Linked DNA regions of Homo sapiens: region 1 is linked to region 2. Evidence: read pairs that join two places in POLR2A ChIA-PET (ENCODE). Cell type or tissue: B cell. All regions are shown on one strand. Each heading gives the region's core, and the rest is flanking DNA. Links, peaks and the distances in the headings are about the cores only.

The links. Peaks named below come from ENCODE experiments on the same cell type or tissue, not always from the same donor. Only the 100,000 strongest peaks of a DNase experiment are listed, where the experiment ranks them.
Region 1: POLR2A ChIA-PET joins it to region 2 with 6 read pairs; 2 of 35 experiments call an interaction of 5 or more read pairs at or near these places.

What each region holds. Positions count from the first base shown.
Region 1 is chr4:150,632,221-150,640,632 of GRCh38, reverse strand. All of the region lies in intron 37 of LRBA (LPS responsive beige-like anchor protein), which reads left to right. Among named protein-coding and RNA genes, the nearest start is that of MAB21L2, 54 kb to the right of the region's middle. In B cell, for the core only: no CTCF peak of the experiment used is centred there; no DNase peak of the experiment used is centred there.
Region 2 is chr4:150,824,989-150,833,400 of GRCh38, reverse strand. It overlaps LRBA (LPS responsive beige-like anchor protein), which reads left to right. Exons shown (of 57, transcript NM_001364905.1): 29 at 1,425-1,584; 30 at 4,780-5,221. Among named protein-coding and RNA genes, the nearest start is that of LRBA, 190 kb to the left of the region's middle. In B cell, for the core only: CTCF peaks have their summits at 4,862 and 5,082 (motif pointing right); a DNase peak (open chromatin) is centred at 5,040; H3K4me3 peaks cover 1,037 bases; H3K27ac peaks cover 2,500 bases.

The DNA.
Region 1 (8,412 bases), core at 2,095-4,594, 190 kb after region 2:
AGGAGGTAGCATAATGTAATGCTATAGTTCTTCACCCTCTGAAATTTAACATGCTCTTTATATCACAGGTAGTTTGCAATTATTCCTTATCTATGAGTTTTATTTTTGAATAGTAAATAGACCTTTTCTAGATAAATAATATTAATCAACAGTGCTCTATACCATAACAAGAGAAATAAAATATTTAAAAATATATGTAGTATGCATTTCATTGTTCCATAAGTACGAACATAACTATGCTAAAAGACATAATTGGATGCTTGTATTTATATATAGGTCACTGTGAATGTGACAGGTACAAATCAGACTGATAGAGGTATGATGTATGATTTGTCCTGCTACAAGGGATGTGTGATTGTCTATAATGTGATTTTTCTAAGTGGTGAATAGATACTGGTGTAGTACTAAGCAGACAACATTCATTTTTACCTTACTTTACACAATGATTGCATTTTTTGAAATTAAAAATAAATTGGGGCCGGGCGTGGTGGCTCATGCCTGTATTCCCAGCATTTTGGGAGGCCAAGGCGGGTCGATTGCCTAGGTCAGGAGTTCAAGACCAGCCTGGCTAACATAGTGAAATCCCATCTCTACTAAAAATACAAAAAATTAGTTGGGCATGGTGGCAGGCACCTGTAATCCCAGCTACTTGGGAGGCTGAGGCAAAAGAATCGCTTGAACCCGGGAGGGGGAGGTTGCAGTGAGCAGAGATCATACCATTACACTCCAGCCTGGGCAGCAAGAGCGAAACTCCATCTAAATATATATATATATATATATATATATATATATATATATATATATATATATATACACACACACACACATATATATATATATACACACACACATATATATATATATATATATATATATATATATATATATATATATATTTGGGGCATAGGCTCAGATTATCTTCTAGTTTGTCACTTTCACTGATATACAGTAGAACATTCTAAAGTAATGTAGGATCTAGGACCATTATTATTATTGAACTATTCTTCTTGTGGAATGTCTAGAATTTTTTTTTTTTTTTTTTTTGCTCCTTCTGCCCACTAAATCATTGTAGCACTCAGTCATTTGTGACAACCAAAACTTTCCTTGCAGATTTCTATTATTCACTCTAGGGAACAGTTCTGAATCTGTTGAGTACCACGGGTGGGGTAGAAAGTGCATTATTTTTAGATAGATTAATTTAGATCTCATTATTCCCACGTTTTGCTTATGTGTTCTTTTTTTTCTTTGTTTTTTTTTTTCTTTTTTTTTTTTATTATACTTTAAGTTTTAGGGTACATGTGCACATTGTGCAGGTTAGTTACATATGTATACATGTGCCATGCTGGTGCACTGCACCCACTAACTCGTCATCTAGCATTAGGTTTATCTCCCAATGCTATCCCTCCCCCCTCCCCCCTTCCCCTACCCCACCACAGTCCCCAGAGTGTGATATTCCCCTTCCTGTGTCCGTGTGATCTCATCGTTCAATTCCCACCTATGAGTGAGAATATGCAGTGTTTGGTTTTTTGTTCTTGCGATAGTTTACTGAGAATGATGATTTCCAATTTCATCCATGTCCCTACAAAGGACATGAACTCATCATTTTTTATGGCTGCATAGTATTCCATGGTGTATATGTGCCACATTTTCTTAATCCAGTCTATCATTGTTGGACATTTGGGTTGGTTCCAAGTCTTTGCTATTGTGAATAATGCCGCAATAAACATACGTGTGCATGTGTCTTTATAGCAGCATGATTTATAGTCCTTTGGGTATATACCCAGTAATGGGATGGCTGGGTCAAATGGTATTTCTAGTTCTAGATCCCTGAGGAATCGCCACACTGACTTCCACAATGGTTGAACTAGTTTACAGTCCCACCAACAGTGTAAAAGTGTTCCTATTTCTCCACATCCTCTCCAGCACCTGTTGTTTCCTGACTTTTTAATGATCACCATTCTAACTGGTGTGAGATGGTATCTCATTGTGGTTTTGATTTGCATTTCTCTGATGGCCAGTGATGATGAGCATTTTTTCATGTGTTTTTTGGCTGCATAAATGTCTTCTTTTGAGAAGTGTCTGTTCATGTCCTTATGTGTTCTTAAGTATTCTCTGAACCCCAGTTTTGTGTTCTTGAAAATAGCATTTTATTGTTAAAAGTAAATGAGGTCCCTCATAAATATAGGTGAGAAATCTTTAAGCCAACAAAAAGAATAAAATACCAGGAAGTATAATGTTGGTACACTGAAAACTATAAAGCTTTACTGAGAGAAATTAAAGAGAAATTGATAATAATTAAAGAAGTTGGCCGGGCGTGGTGGCTTACGCCTGTAATCCCAGCGCTTTGGTAGGCTGAGGCGGGTGGATCACGAGGTCAGGAGTTCAAGACCAGCCTGGCCAACATGGTGAAAACCTGTCTCTACTAAAGATAACATTAGCCAGGCATAGCGGTGCTTGCCTGTAATCCCAGCTTTTCGGGAGGCTGAGGCAGGAGAATTGCTTGAACCCAGGAGGCAGAGGTTGCAAAAAAAAAAAATAATTAAAGAAATTGTAAACAAATAGAATATTATGCAGTATAATGTAGGATGCTAGTATGCCCCAAACTGATCTATAGATTCAATATAATCCCCTATGTAAGTTTCAGAATTTTTTTAATAGAAATTGGTAGTCGGAACCCAAAAGATAAATGGAAATACAAAGGTCCCAGAAGAGCTGCATTAGTAATCTGTTGCTTTGTTACAAATCACTCTAAAGCTTAACAGCTTAACACGTCATGCACTTATTATTTCATAGTGCAATGGGTCAAGAATCCAGGCACTATTTAGCTGTTTCCTCTGGCCCACCATCTCTGATATGGCTTTAGTCAAGGTGTCCGCAGGCTGGGTTCTCATCTGAAGGCTCAACTGGGAAGTATCCACTTTCAAGTTCACTTATGAAGTTGTCAGAATTTAATCCTTTGAGGGCTCTTGGACTAAGGCCCTGAGTTCTTTGCCACAGGGACTTCTCCAGTATGGTGGCTTACTTGCTTCATCAAAGCCATCAAGAGAGAGGAGTCATCTAGCAAAATGGACATCACAGTCATTTGTAACCTAATTTTTGGAGTGACATCCCCTTGATGTTGCCATATTTCATTGGTTAGAAGCAAATTACTCAAGGAGGGATTGTCAAGACCATGAACACTAGGAGGCAGGGAGCATTTACGGGCTATGTTGGAGCTGTCTGTCACAACAGCCGAAACAATGTTGAAAAAGCACAACAAAATTCAGTATATACACTACCTAATTCCAAAACTTAAAGATACAGTAATTAAGACACCATGCTATTAGTATAGGATAGCTGTATAGATCAATGGAACAGAACAGATAATCCCAAAATAAACCCCAGTTTTTTGTGGCAAACTGATACTTGCCAATGTACCACTGTAACACGATGTGGAAAGCTTAGATTTTTTTTTTAGAAGGAATAATTCAACTTCATTACTAATGTCAGAGATCCATATGCTTCCTACAGGTATTTATTATATAATTATGAGAATAATATATTTTTACTGTAGAAAATATAAATACACGTAAGATGAAAAGAAGAACAAAAAATTACCTTTAATCACACCATCCTTTCCAAGCCACTGTTAATGTTTTAGTCTAGTCCCTTCTAGACATATTATTGGCATCAAAAAATAAACTTAAGCCAGGTGTGATAGTTCACGCCTGTAATCCCAGCATTTTGGGAGGCAGAGGTGGAGGATTGCTTGAATTCAGAAGTTTGAGACCAGCCTGAGCAACAAAAGTAATACTTCATCTTTATACAAAATTTAAAAATTAGCCAGGTGTAGTAGTGCATGTCTGTGGTGCCAATTACTTGGGAGGCTGAGGCAGAAGGATCGCTTGAGCCTAGGAGGCTGAGGCTGCAGTGAATCGTGATTGTGTCACTGCACTCCAGCTGGGCAATAAAGTACTGGGATTACGGGCATGAGCCATCGTGCCCAGCTGGATATATTTCCTAGCTTTGTCCACTGAGGGGGCCTGGGAATAGTGACATCCTGGTAGCAATGAATGCACCTAAAGCCTTGATCTTCTCCATTGAAACCAGGGCTCTGTGGAGCAATGGCTACTTCCAGGACTGTGGCAGGGAAACTATAAGATGAGCTCATAGCACCTTTTTGTGCTAGAATGTAAAGAAGTGCTCAAAGAATGATGGAGACATGTAAGAAGGAAAAAGAATCAGCTTGAAAAGAATCCCACTGGCCAAATCAGTGAACAGTCAAACGTCAAAATAGATAATATTATCTAATAGATAGCAATAAATTATAATCCGTTGAATAAAATAGAAGATCATACTAATATAAATAAATGAACAAATGGAAAGTTTGATGAAGATCAGAAAATTTGCATAGTTCCAAAGTACCTCCTCAAAAAATATTCATTAATTACAAAGGGAGAAAGAGTAATTCACGTAAAAAAAAAAAAAAAAAAAAGCTTGGTAGGTACCATGTCATCAAGTGATCAAAATGGACATCATTAGTAATTAGAGAAACTGAAACCATGTGCTTCCTTTTAGGCTATATCTATTAAGAAGATCATAGTATCACTCTGTGATATGCCCAGAGTGCCTAGTCTGAGTCTAATCATGTAGAAGAAATGTAGAAGAAATATGAGTTAAACCCAAATTGAGGGACATTCTACAAAATAATTGACCTGTAATCATCTAAATGTCAGTGTCTTAAAATTTCAGGAAAGACTATAGAACTATTCTGCCAGATTGTTAGAGAATAAAGAGACATAATAACTCAATGCCAGACATGATTCTCAGCTGTGTCATCTTGCTATAAGGATTACTGGGGTAATTAGTAAAATTTGAGTGGTGCTTAAAATCGGAAGGTAATAATGTATCAGTTTTAGTTTCCTGACTTTCAGTTATATTATTATTATGTAGAACAAAGTCCTTGTTTATAGAAAGTATCTGTTGTCAATGGGGCATCATGTTACCATTTTCCACTTTTCTACAAATTTGAAACATTTTCAAAATAAAAAAAGAAATAAGGTTTGCCCTCTCCATAAGAATTTAACAAGTTCATATACAACAAGCCTTAAAACCTGTGGAGATGAAAGACAAACCCTGGTAGGAAGAAGAGAGATGGTTGGGGGTGTTATGTGTTAGAGGCAGAGAGGGAAAATGGTGGAGAGAATAATGATAGTGGTATGGAAATATAGAAGAAGGAACAAGTTAGAAATAGGATACTGTTTTTAATATTGGGACACATTAACATATATTTGGGTAAGCAAAATGGAAATGTTATTAAACAGTTTGAAAACGCAGTCTTATGAGAAAAATCTGGAGTAAAGAGTTGAGATTTGGTACCATTGTCACATAGGTGATGGTTTTAGTTGCAGGAGTCATGCTGATATTCCTGGTTTGTAAGAAAAACAGCCTTATGGTAGAATCTAGGAGCAGAATTTGAAAGGAAAAGTAGAGAAGCTGTGGAGGCTAAAGAAACTCCGTCTCGGATGCTAATCTGCCATGTTGACTTCTGATTAACCTCTGTTCTGGAAATGCCTCTAAGATTTCTACTTTTATCTATTGTTACCATAAATCCTGCCCCAGGTCCAAACAACCTTGATCATAAATCCCCCGCTTAGGCAGATTCACATAGCATGCTTGCCTTTCCCTGAGAGGTCAACTTCAATTGTCCTACACATTCTTTCTCTATGGTATATACGCCCTGGGTCTAGGGGGCAGTGGTGCAGGGATCCACCCTCTAGAGTCTTATGACTGCTTAAGACTACGGCTTCTGTTTTAAGTCCCTATTAAATGTTTCTTTCTGAGAAACTGTATTTATCAGCCTCTTTGTTTGGTCAGTTAGCTTCCTCCACCTTTAGGGGTATGTTTGCAAATGCCTGTCCACTGCAGAACAGAAGCCAAGATTCAGAAAGGAAAATGAGGGAGAAAAACAGGTGAGACTATATTCTGGAATCTGAAAAAAGAATGCAAAGAAGAAATATATGAACAGGTAGTGTCAGATCCTTCACAATAGTATTGTGTGGGATAGCTTATTACTGTTCAAATGGACGTCATGAATTGAATTTATAGTTACCTTCTTCATCCCTATTCATACTGCTTCCTTAAATCCTATGGTTACTTGAATTTTATCTTGTTCATTGAATAAGATAAAAAAATTTAATTGGCTTTTATCTTATTGATTGAATAGTCAGTGAATATTCACCTGTTATGTGCCAGTCACTATGCTATGCCTCAGAGCTCCCATAATAAACAGAAGTGGACATGTTCCCAGTTTACATAGATTTCATTATCCAGAAGGAGAGACAGCTATTAATATTATAAAACAGATACAAATTTACTGTTGTGAAAATGCTATGAAGAATGACAAAACTGAATGATGAATGCCTTCAATTGATATCTAGTTAAAGAGCTCTGGTAAGTTATCTTTGAAGTAACAATTCAATTGGAATTTGAAGAGTTAGTAGGAGGTAGCTAGATGAAGACGGGAAAACTCCATTCAGAGATGGAGTTTTGCTCTTGTCACCCAGGCTGGAGTGCAATGGTGCGATCTTGGTTCACTGCAACCTCTGCCTCCTGGTTTCAGGTGATTTTCCTGGCTCAGCCATCCGAGTAACTGGAATTACAGGCACCCGCCACCACGCCCAACTAATTTTTGTATTTTTAGTAGAGATGGGGTTTCACTATGTTGGCCAGGCTAGTCTCGAACTCCTGACCTCAGGTGATCCACCCACCTCGGCCTCCCAAAGTGCTGGGATTACAGGTGTGAGCCACCGCATCCGACCAGCAGAGGTATTTAAACAAGAAGCCTGAGTACAAGGACCAGAAGAAAGGTTATATAGCTGGAACGTGGATAGTGAGTGGATGTGTGTACTGTGGAGATATTGATAGTAGCCAGATTACACGAGGCCTTATGGCCATATTGGGTGCTTTTCTAAAGAGGAATAAGGAGCCATAAAGATTTTATGATGGAAAGGATGGGGAACATGATTAGTGTTATGCTCTGAGAACCCCCTGACTGCAGTGTGTAGAACAAAGATTGTGTAGACTTGCACAACTGGATGAACTACGATGCCTTTCACATTGAAGGGGACTAATTGTGGGGAAGGTCATTAATTTGGTTTTGACTGTGTTGAAATTGAGATGGATTTATTCATTCATTTATTCAACAACTATTCAGTAGTGTGTCAGCCATTGTCTAAAGATTTGGGGATTAGACAGTGAACAAAAGAAATGAAAATCACTGCCTTCACTGAATTAACATTATTACAATATTTAGCACTCAAGAAGTATTTCTTATATGCAAAGCACTATTGTAAGCACTTTAAATATTGTTTTATATAATCTGCCCAACAACCTTATGAATTAGGTTCTCTTTTTATTGTTATTCTCATTTTATAGGTAAGGCAGTTGAAGTACAGAGATGTTAAATGTCTTGTTCACACAGCTAATAACATAGCTAATAACTGGCAAACCCAGAATTTAAAAATACTGTGTTTGATTTCATGTTCTTAACTGCTAAACTATATAGCAAGTAAACATTTAGATATATGGCTCTAGAACTCAAAAGGAGATTTTCGCTGGGTATATAAATTTTGGAGTTCACATACATGTGGGTAATTATAGCCAAAAGTTTGGATGAGATCATAGGATGAGAGAATATAGGGTGAGAAAAGGAATGGCCTAGAAAGAAACTCTAACTTAGTGGCTAAGATGATTAGGTATAAAAACTACAGAGCTTATAGACTTGGAGGGGGAAAAATATAAACAGGCAATGATAAAGTAGTTGAATAACTGCTATGATGCAGCAAGTATAAATTGCTGAGATCAAAATTACCTGTAGGAGCTGACATCTAAGCTGAGACTTAGTTGTTGGATGATAATTGGTAGCAGGCAGATAGGGTGAAACATGGTTGGTGGGGAAGATGCCACAGGACAGGGGCAACATGAGAGAGTACACATGAGAGAGAGATAGGAGGAGAGCTAGGATAAGCCCATGGGATGGAAAGTAGTTCATTGTGGTTGAATAATGTTTTTGGGAGCACCAAGCCTAATGGTGTCTAATTTTTAAAAAAATCTTATTTGACTTGTTTGCTTCTAGTTCTCTTTTGTTCTGATGACTCTGTCTCTTATTAATTATTAAATAGTGCATGCAACAAGTTTTTATTGAATACCTACTCTGAGCAAGGCTCTTTGCCAGGCATCACTGTAACAGGGATTAGCAAGATGAGCATTGTGTCCTTGGAGCTTGCTTTTGCCTAATTCTGCTATTTAGAGTTGTCCCAGAAAAATTCTGTTGCTGGTATTTTTCTTTTTCTAAATTAGTTCTTTTGTGATCCTAATCTCTGCTAGCACCTCAGCCATCACTTTTTTTTTTTTTTTTCCTTGAGACAGAGT
Region 2 (8,412 bases), core at 3,578-6,077:
ATGTTCTTATTTTAAATTTACCTTCTGCTTGAGCCTTTGGTTTTCAGAATTTGATAGATAAATTTGAGTTTTTTCTTTAAATTAACAAGTTCAAACATATTTGGGAAAGTTAGTAGAATAGTGGTGTGTGTAGGTTCTCCTTGAAGATGGGGAATTTGACAAGATAAAGAGGTCAGTGATATATAGGTGACCTGTAGAGCTAGAATGGAGCCTAGGCCCTTCAAGAGGTCAGTCTAGTTTGTCTTCTTTCTCATAGATCCTTTTTTTTTAAATCTTGATATATAATTGTTTGTACTATTTTAAATACTCTCAAGAATTCCTTTGTGGTCAGGTGTGGGAGCTCACACCTATAATCCCAGTGCTTTGGGAGGCTAAGGCAGGAGGATTGCTCGAGGCCAAGAGTTCGAGACCAGCCTGAGCTACATAACAAGACCCTGTCTCTTCAAGAAATTAAAAAACAAAAATTAGCTGGATGTGGTGGTGTATTCTTGTAGTCCTAGCTACTTGTGAGGCTGAGGCAGGAAGATCTCTTGAGCATGGGAGTTCAAGGGTACAGTGAGCTATGATTGTGTCATTGTACTCCAGCCTGAGCAATGGAGTGGGGCCCTGTCTCAAAAAAAAGAAGGAATTCCTTTGGCATCCTATTCTGTATCTAATAGCTTCAGTTTTTTTCTTCTGCATGTTTATTTTTTGGCACTTTTATTGTGATATTTTATGTATTTTAGTTTTTATGATTACAGATAAAAATAACCAGTTATCCTCATATCATTGTTTATTTATTTATTGATTGATTGCTTGATTGAGATAGAGTCTCACTCACTCTGTCGCCCAGGCTTGAGTGCAGTGATGCGATCTCAGCTCACTGCAACCTCTGCCTCCTGGGTTCAAGCCATTCTCCCACCTCAGGCTCCTGAGTAGCTGGGATTACAGGCATGTGCCACCACACCTGGCTAATTTTTGTATTTTTAGTAGAGATGGGGTTTCACTATGTTGGCCAGGCTGGTCTCAAATTCCTGACCTCAAGTGATCCGCCTGGTTTGGCCCCCAAAGTACTGGGATTACAGGTGTGAGCCACTGCATCTGACCTGTTTTCATATAATTATAATTACTGTTTGTTTGATTAACATTATAATGTATATTAGGACATACGTCTTTAGATTGAATAATTTAAAAAAATGAGCTAACTTCTCTCTTTCCATGTTTTGCAAGTATAAAGCTTCTCATTTAAAGACATTTTTCTAAGAGTCTTTGCCTAATGTTTGCTCAAGTAAGTTTATTAATAAATTTATTATTTACGTAGGTAATGTATTTTCTGTGTATATTGAAAGATTTGTGAACATGTTTTGTATTTAAACATTGTGATGTAAAATATAATGATGTTATTTTATGGTTACATAATCAACTCCTTTAATTTTTTTTCCCAGGAGGATAGCAAACAAGCTCAATTTTTAGCCTTGGCAGTAGTATACTTTATCTCTGTTCTTATGGTCTCCAAGTACAGAGACATTTTGGAACCCCAAAATGAAAGGCATAGCCAGTCATGTACAGAAACTGGCAGTGAAAATGAGAATGTATCACTCTCTGGTAAGTTTGCATTTTCTATTCCTTTGTACCAAAGTTCAAATAAATGTTACTTACTTTTGATGGTTAAAATATTGATATTGGAATTTAAATCCATTTCTGTGCAAATTAAGGGAGAGCATACATATATTTTTATTATTAACTAAAAGTTGTGGCTTAAATATAATGTAATTAATTGCAATTGGGATATTTTTTGTTCTTTAAATGAACTAATTAAATGTAAGTCAGAAAATGTTATACAAAAAGAGTTGAAAAATTTTATTGACTTCATTTGCTGTGAAGAATCACTAACTCATATTCTAAGAGACAGACTTGTTAACAAGTAACTGCAATAATTGGAGTATTAAAAGTAGCTTCCAGTTATAAAAGTATAGTTAGTTAAGTAGCTGTTGCAATTATAGAAGTAGCTACCACCCAAAGGAGGCAATTTATTATTCACTCGATATTCATTCAATATCTACTGGATACTTGGGTATATATTCATGACTAAAACAAAACAAAAAATCTGTTTCCTTATGGAGCTTATATTCTAATGGGAGGAGATAGAAAATATCTACATGCTATAAGTAGATTGTGTAGTATTTTAGAAGGTGGTGAAAGTGCTAAAAAAAAAAAAAAAGAAAGTAATAAAGATGGTAAAAATATCAGGAATGACCAGGAGTAATTGGGTATGGATTTCTCTTTGAGGGAAATGAGAACTCATTGGAGGGTCTTGAGTACAGGAGTTACAATTTATGTTTTAAAAAGTACCTCTGGGCTGGGCTTGGTAGTTCACGCCAGTAATCCCAGCACTTTGGGAAGCCGAGGCAGCTGGATCACTTGAGGTCAGGAGTTGGAGACCATCCTGGCCAACATGGTAAAACCCTATCTCTACTAAAAATACAAAAAATTAGCCAGGCATGGTGGTGGGTGCCTGTAATCCCAGCTACTTAGGAAGCTGAGGCAGGAGAATCGCTTGAACTTGGGAGGCAGAGGTTGCAGTGAGCAGAGATCCCACCACAACAACTCCAGCCTGGGTGACAGAGTGAGACTCCGTTTCCAAAAAAAAAAAAAAAAAAAAAAGTAACTCTGTATTCTGTGTAGAGGATATAGCGTAGAGGGCAAGGATAATCAGTGTTTTTGGCTGGGTACTGCTGTTTAATACCTTACCCTGCACTTAGTGTCCTAAGACCATAACCATTTTAATCTTTCCTTCATGATTTCTTGAGTTAGATTTGGATAGGGCACGGTGGGCATGGTTTATCCCTGTTTCAGATGATGTTTGCTGGGTCTGGAAAATCTAAGATGACTTTTCTAATAGTATATATAGTGCCTCAGGTGGGATGGCTCCAAGAGCTGAGACTGACTGACTAAAACAGCTGAGCTGGGGTTGTGTGTCTGCAGCCTTGATACTTGTTCTCAACTGAGTTCCTGGTTTCCTTCATTAGTTTGGAGAGCATCTCTGTCTCCATATCGTCTCTCTACATGTTCTTTCCAGCAAGGTAGATCAGAAATAAGCCACACTTCTTACAGAGATGTTCAGAGATTCTGGGAATGCAAGAGCTGCCAGACCTTAAAACGTGGGCCAAATACTGGCCCACTGCTGCTTTTGCCAGATCCTGTGGGTTATTGTCAGTCAAGCCTAGTCCAGATTCAAGGGCTTGTCAAGGGATGCATACCAGGAGACATGGGGCAGTAGGATTATTAAAACAACCCTCTTCCACAACAGTTAGGAAGGAGGATATTGCAGTAATCAGTAATCCAGGCAAGAGGTTATGGTGGGTTGGATTAGGTTGGTAACTAGAGATGGTGAGAGGCAGTCAGATTCTGAATATGTTTTAGTGGTAGAAAAAACAGAATTTTAAAACATTAGGTGTGCATTTTGTGAATGAAAAAGGTAGTCAAAAATGATTACAAGGTACAGTGGAGTAGATTAAAGGTGAAAGAGATTTTCAGGGAAAGATAAAAAGAGAAGAAATTCAGTTTTCAGCATGTTGAGTTTGAGAGGTTTTTTTAGACATGTAAGATAAGTTGTAGGGTAGCAGTTATATTTAATAGTTTGAGTTTTTTGGTGGGGAAATATAGTGGTATTTAAAACTTGGAGAATGAATGATACCACGAAGGGACTAAATGCAGACAGAGAACATAAGAGGAACAAGGACTGAACCTTGTGTCCCTCCAACTTAAGAAATCAGGGAGAAAAAGAGGTGAAGGATGTTAAGAAGGAACAGTCAGTGAAGTAGTACAAGGAAAACAAAAAGAGAATGGTGTCCTGAAAGCCGAGGAAAGGAAGCATTGTCTAGTTGGAGGGAATAATCAGCTGTTGCTGTTATGTGAAGTCCTATTAGGACTGAACACTGACCATTGGAGTTAGCAAGATGCAGATTTTTTGGTGACCTTGATAAGACTATTTTTGCTAGAATGGGTTGAAACCCTGATTAAAGGGAGTGAGAATTAAAAGAGAGAAAAGGAGGTGTTCCTTGTTGAACTGGATTTTAAGGATCATTGAATTATTTATGCACGTAGAAGGGGTAACAAGTTTTCCAGCTGCAGTAACCATGTTTGAGGTAGAGCTTTTTATTTTATCCTAAAGATTGCGGACTTGGGCCAGGCATGGTGGTGCATGCCTATAATCCTAGCACTTTGGGAGGCCGAGGCAGGTAGATTGCTTGAGCTCAGGAGTTTGAGACCAGCCTGGGCAACATGGTGAAACCTCATCTCTACAAAAAAATAGAAAAATTAGCCAGACGTGGTAGCACATACCTGTAGTCTCAGCTACTTGAGAGGCTTAGGTGGGAGGATCGCCTGAGCCCAGGAGGTCAAGGCTGCAGTGAGCCTAGGTCACACCACTGCACTTCAGCCTGGGCAACAGACTGACACACACACACACACACACACACACACACACACACACACACCCCCAAAAAAGATTATAGACTTTTTCTTACAGGCCAATGACTTTCAACCTTGTGTTGCTACCCATTACTTTAGATCATTTTTGCAAGTATTTTATTATTTATTTTATTATACCATCTGTCTTGATAATAGGTGCACCCACTCAGTACATTCTGTAGAATACGTAATTAGTTTTTGCTTTTTTAGAACATGATGTATTTCATAATTCAAAACAGTAGATAGCTATTAAAACAGAATATACCTTTTAAAAATTAGTTCTAAACTTTTGTTTGTTTATTTCTTGTGTTTCTGGGTATGATATAGAAATCACACCAGCAGCATTCAGCACTTTAACTACGGCATCAGTGGAAGAATCTGAAAGCACATCATCTGCTCGAAGGAGGGACTCAGGCATTGGGGAAGAAACAGCCACTGGTTTAGGAAGCCATGTGGAAGTAACTCCTCACACAGCACCTCCTGGTGTCAGTGCAGGCCCAGATGCAATCAGCGAGGTGCTATCTACTCTTTCTTTAGAAGTCAATAAGTCTCCGGAAACCAAAAATGATAGAGGAAATGACTTGGACACTAAGGCTACACCGTCAGTTTCAGTTTCAAAAAACGTCAATGTGAAAGACATTCTCCGAAGCTTGGTTAACATACCAGCAGATGGAGTCACAGTGGATCCTGCCCTTCTGCCACCAGCCTGCCTTGGAGCCCTTGGTGATCTATCTGTGGAACAACCCGTGCAGTTCAGATCTTTTGACAGGTACTGATAATAGTTTTTCGTTTTGGTATGTTTCTACATCTGACCCTTGAACAACATGGGGGTTAGGGATGATGACGCCCTGTGTAGCCGAAAATCCACATATAACTTTTCACTCCCTCAGAACTTAACTACCAATAGCTTATGTTGATCAGAAACTTTACTGATAACATAAACAGTTGATTCACACATATTTTGATTGTTATATGTATTATATACTGTAATCTTACAGTAAGGTAAGCTAGAAAAAAAGAACATGTTATTAAGAAAATCATAAGGAAGGCCAGGTGCAGTGGCTCACATCTGTAATCCCAGCATTTTGGGAGGTTGAAGTGTGTGGATCACCTGAGGTCAGGAGTTCGAGACCAGCCTGACCAACATGGTGAAACCCAGTCTCTACTAAAAATACAAAAATTAGCTGGGCATGGTGGGGTGTGCCTGTAATCCAGGCTACTCCAGAGGCTGAGGCAGGAGAATCGCTTGAACCCAGGAGGGGCAGTGGTTGCAATGAGCTGAGATCGCACCATTGCACTCCAGCCTGGGCAAGAAGAGCGAAACTCTGTCTAAAAAAAAAAAAAGAAAAAAAAAGAAATCATAAGGAAGAAAAAAATATATTACTGTTCATCAGGTGAAGCGAATCATCATAAAGATCTTCATCTTTCTTGTCTTCATGTTGAGTATGCTGAGGAGGAGGAAGAGAAGAGGTTGATTTTAGTATCTCAGGGGCAGTTGAGGTAGCAGAGTTGGAGAAAGTGAAAGGGGAAGCAGGAGAGGCAGACACACTTGGTGTAAATTTACAGAAATGCACTGGAATTTCTTTCTGACCTTTTTGCTTTTTTATTTGTCTAAAAATGTTTCTATGTGGTACAAACCCTTCTTTCACCATTTGCTTTAGTTTCAGTGCCTGTATCATAGAAGGGTGAATGTCATAAAAGAAGTTAAAAGCAGTCTTGAATCATTAGAACCCTTCTGCCAGATTGTCTAATGTCAGTTCATTTTCTGGTACTGCTTCTTCTATGTCTTCCTCATCTAATAGTGGTTTGGATGTTCTTGTCTCCGTCAAATTGTTTTCCCTCTGTTGATCCTTCTGTTCTTGTGGTATCTGTTAGTTCTTGAATTTCTCTGAGATTCATATCTTGAAACCCTTCACCCCTCACCTTTTTGTCATATCTATAGTCTCTCATGATTTCCTTGATTAGTTCTGTCAGAAATCCTGTGGAGTCATGCACAACACCTAGAAACACAGTCTTCTCTAGGAGGAATTTATTGTTTCAAACTTGATGGTTTCCACAGCTTTTTCTGTAACAGTGATCCTCAGTGGTATAATCCTTCTAGACTTTCACGATGTTCTGTTGGGTTCTCTTCCATAGTGTTGACAGTTGTTTCCTAAGAATGCCATGTGTAATGAACCATAAAGGTCCTTGTGACCTCCTGTTCTAGAGGCTGAATTAGAGAAGTTGCGTTTGAGGGCAGTTAGACCACTTCAACACCCTCAGTGTTGAACTCATGAAGCTCTGGGTGGTCAGGAGCATTGTCCAATTGTAAAAGAACTTTAAAAGTTAATCTCTTACTGATAAGGTACTTCCTGACTTTAGGGACAAAGTATCAATAGAACCAATCCAGAAAAAGGATTCTTTTTGTCCAGGCCTTCTTGTACAACCAACAGACTTGCAGCTGGTGTTTGTGTTTTCCTTTCAAGGCTCAGGGGTTAGCAGCTTTATATTAATAGATAAGGGCAGTCATGATCATAAACCCAACTGCATTTGCACAAAACAGTAGAGTTAGCCTATCTCTTCCTGCCATAAATCCTAGTGCTCACTTCTCTTCCTTGCTAATAAATATCCTTTGTGGCTTCCCCCCCATCCCAAATAGGTTACGTTTGTCTGCATTAAAAACCTGACTGGGCTGGTCCTTTCTTCTAAATGATTTTCTTGATGTCTAGGAACTCATCTGTTGCCTCTTGGTTGGCAGAAGCTGCTTCTCCTGTTATCTTGATCATCCTTTGCTGGCATTAAATCTAGCCTTAGATTCTTTTTTACTTAAATTTGACATATAATGACTTCAGTTTTTCTCAAATCATGTTAGAGTCTATAGGTATGCCTTTCTTATAACAATCCTGTACCCACATAAAAGCTGCATTTTCAGTGCAAGATAAAGATATTTCACAAAAAGTGCAAGTTTTTTTTGTTTTGTTTTTTTGTTTGTTTGTTTTTTTGCCTCCTGGTGTCACTGCAGTGACAACTTTGCCAACTTCCTTTTCTTTACAATAGTTCTTATGCGGGATTAATTTCTTTGGAAATGGCAGGCAACCATAGCTACAGACCTCAATCTACAGTACATATCAAGCAATTCAACTTTTTCTTATAATGTCATGACTTTTCCCTGCTGCTTGGGAGCATGTCCAGTATTGCTAGTGGCACTTTGTATGGGTCCCATTATGTTATCAAAGGTTTATAATATTGCAGTAAACATGATGAAAAATATATGAGAACTGGGAGAGAGCACTTTTACCGTGATACACAGTTTACTGGAGAGACAAACTTCCCAGTACTTTGGGAGGCTGAGGCGGGTGGATCATTTGAGATCAGCAGTTCAAGACCAGCCCGGCCAACATGGTGAAACCCCACCTCTACTAAAAATACAAAAAAATTATCTACGCGTGGTGGCGGGTGCCTGTAATCCCAGCTATTTGGGAGGCAGAGGCAGGAGAATCGCTTGAACCTGGGAGGTGGAGGTTGCAGTGAGCCAAAACTGCAGCATTGCACTCCAGCCTGGGCAACAAGAGCAAAACTCCTTCCCCCCCTGCCCCATAAAAAGAGATGAACTGCGTGCTCTGAGATGACTAGTGTCACACAGCATTTTAAGTGATGCTAACAATACCAATGCTCAATGCAATTGTGGCAGGAAGTAGCTATGAAATTATTACAGTAGTACAGTATGCATTAATGTTAATTTTATACAGTTATGCTTTAATAATTGAAATTTACATTGTTTACATTTCTTTTAACTGTAGATGGTACCATGTACTATTTCTAAGTGTTTGTGTTTGTAAGTTTTGATATATTTTAACTTATTTTTGTGTCTTCTGAGATTTTTCATTTTATGAATTTTTTTTTTTTGTCTGGGTGCAGTGACTCACACCTGCAATTCCAGCATTTTGTGGGCTGAGGTGGGAGGATTGCTTGAGTCCAGGA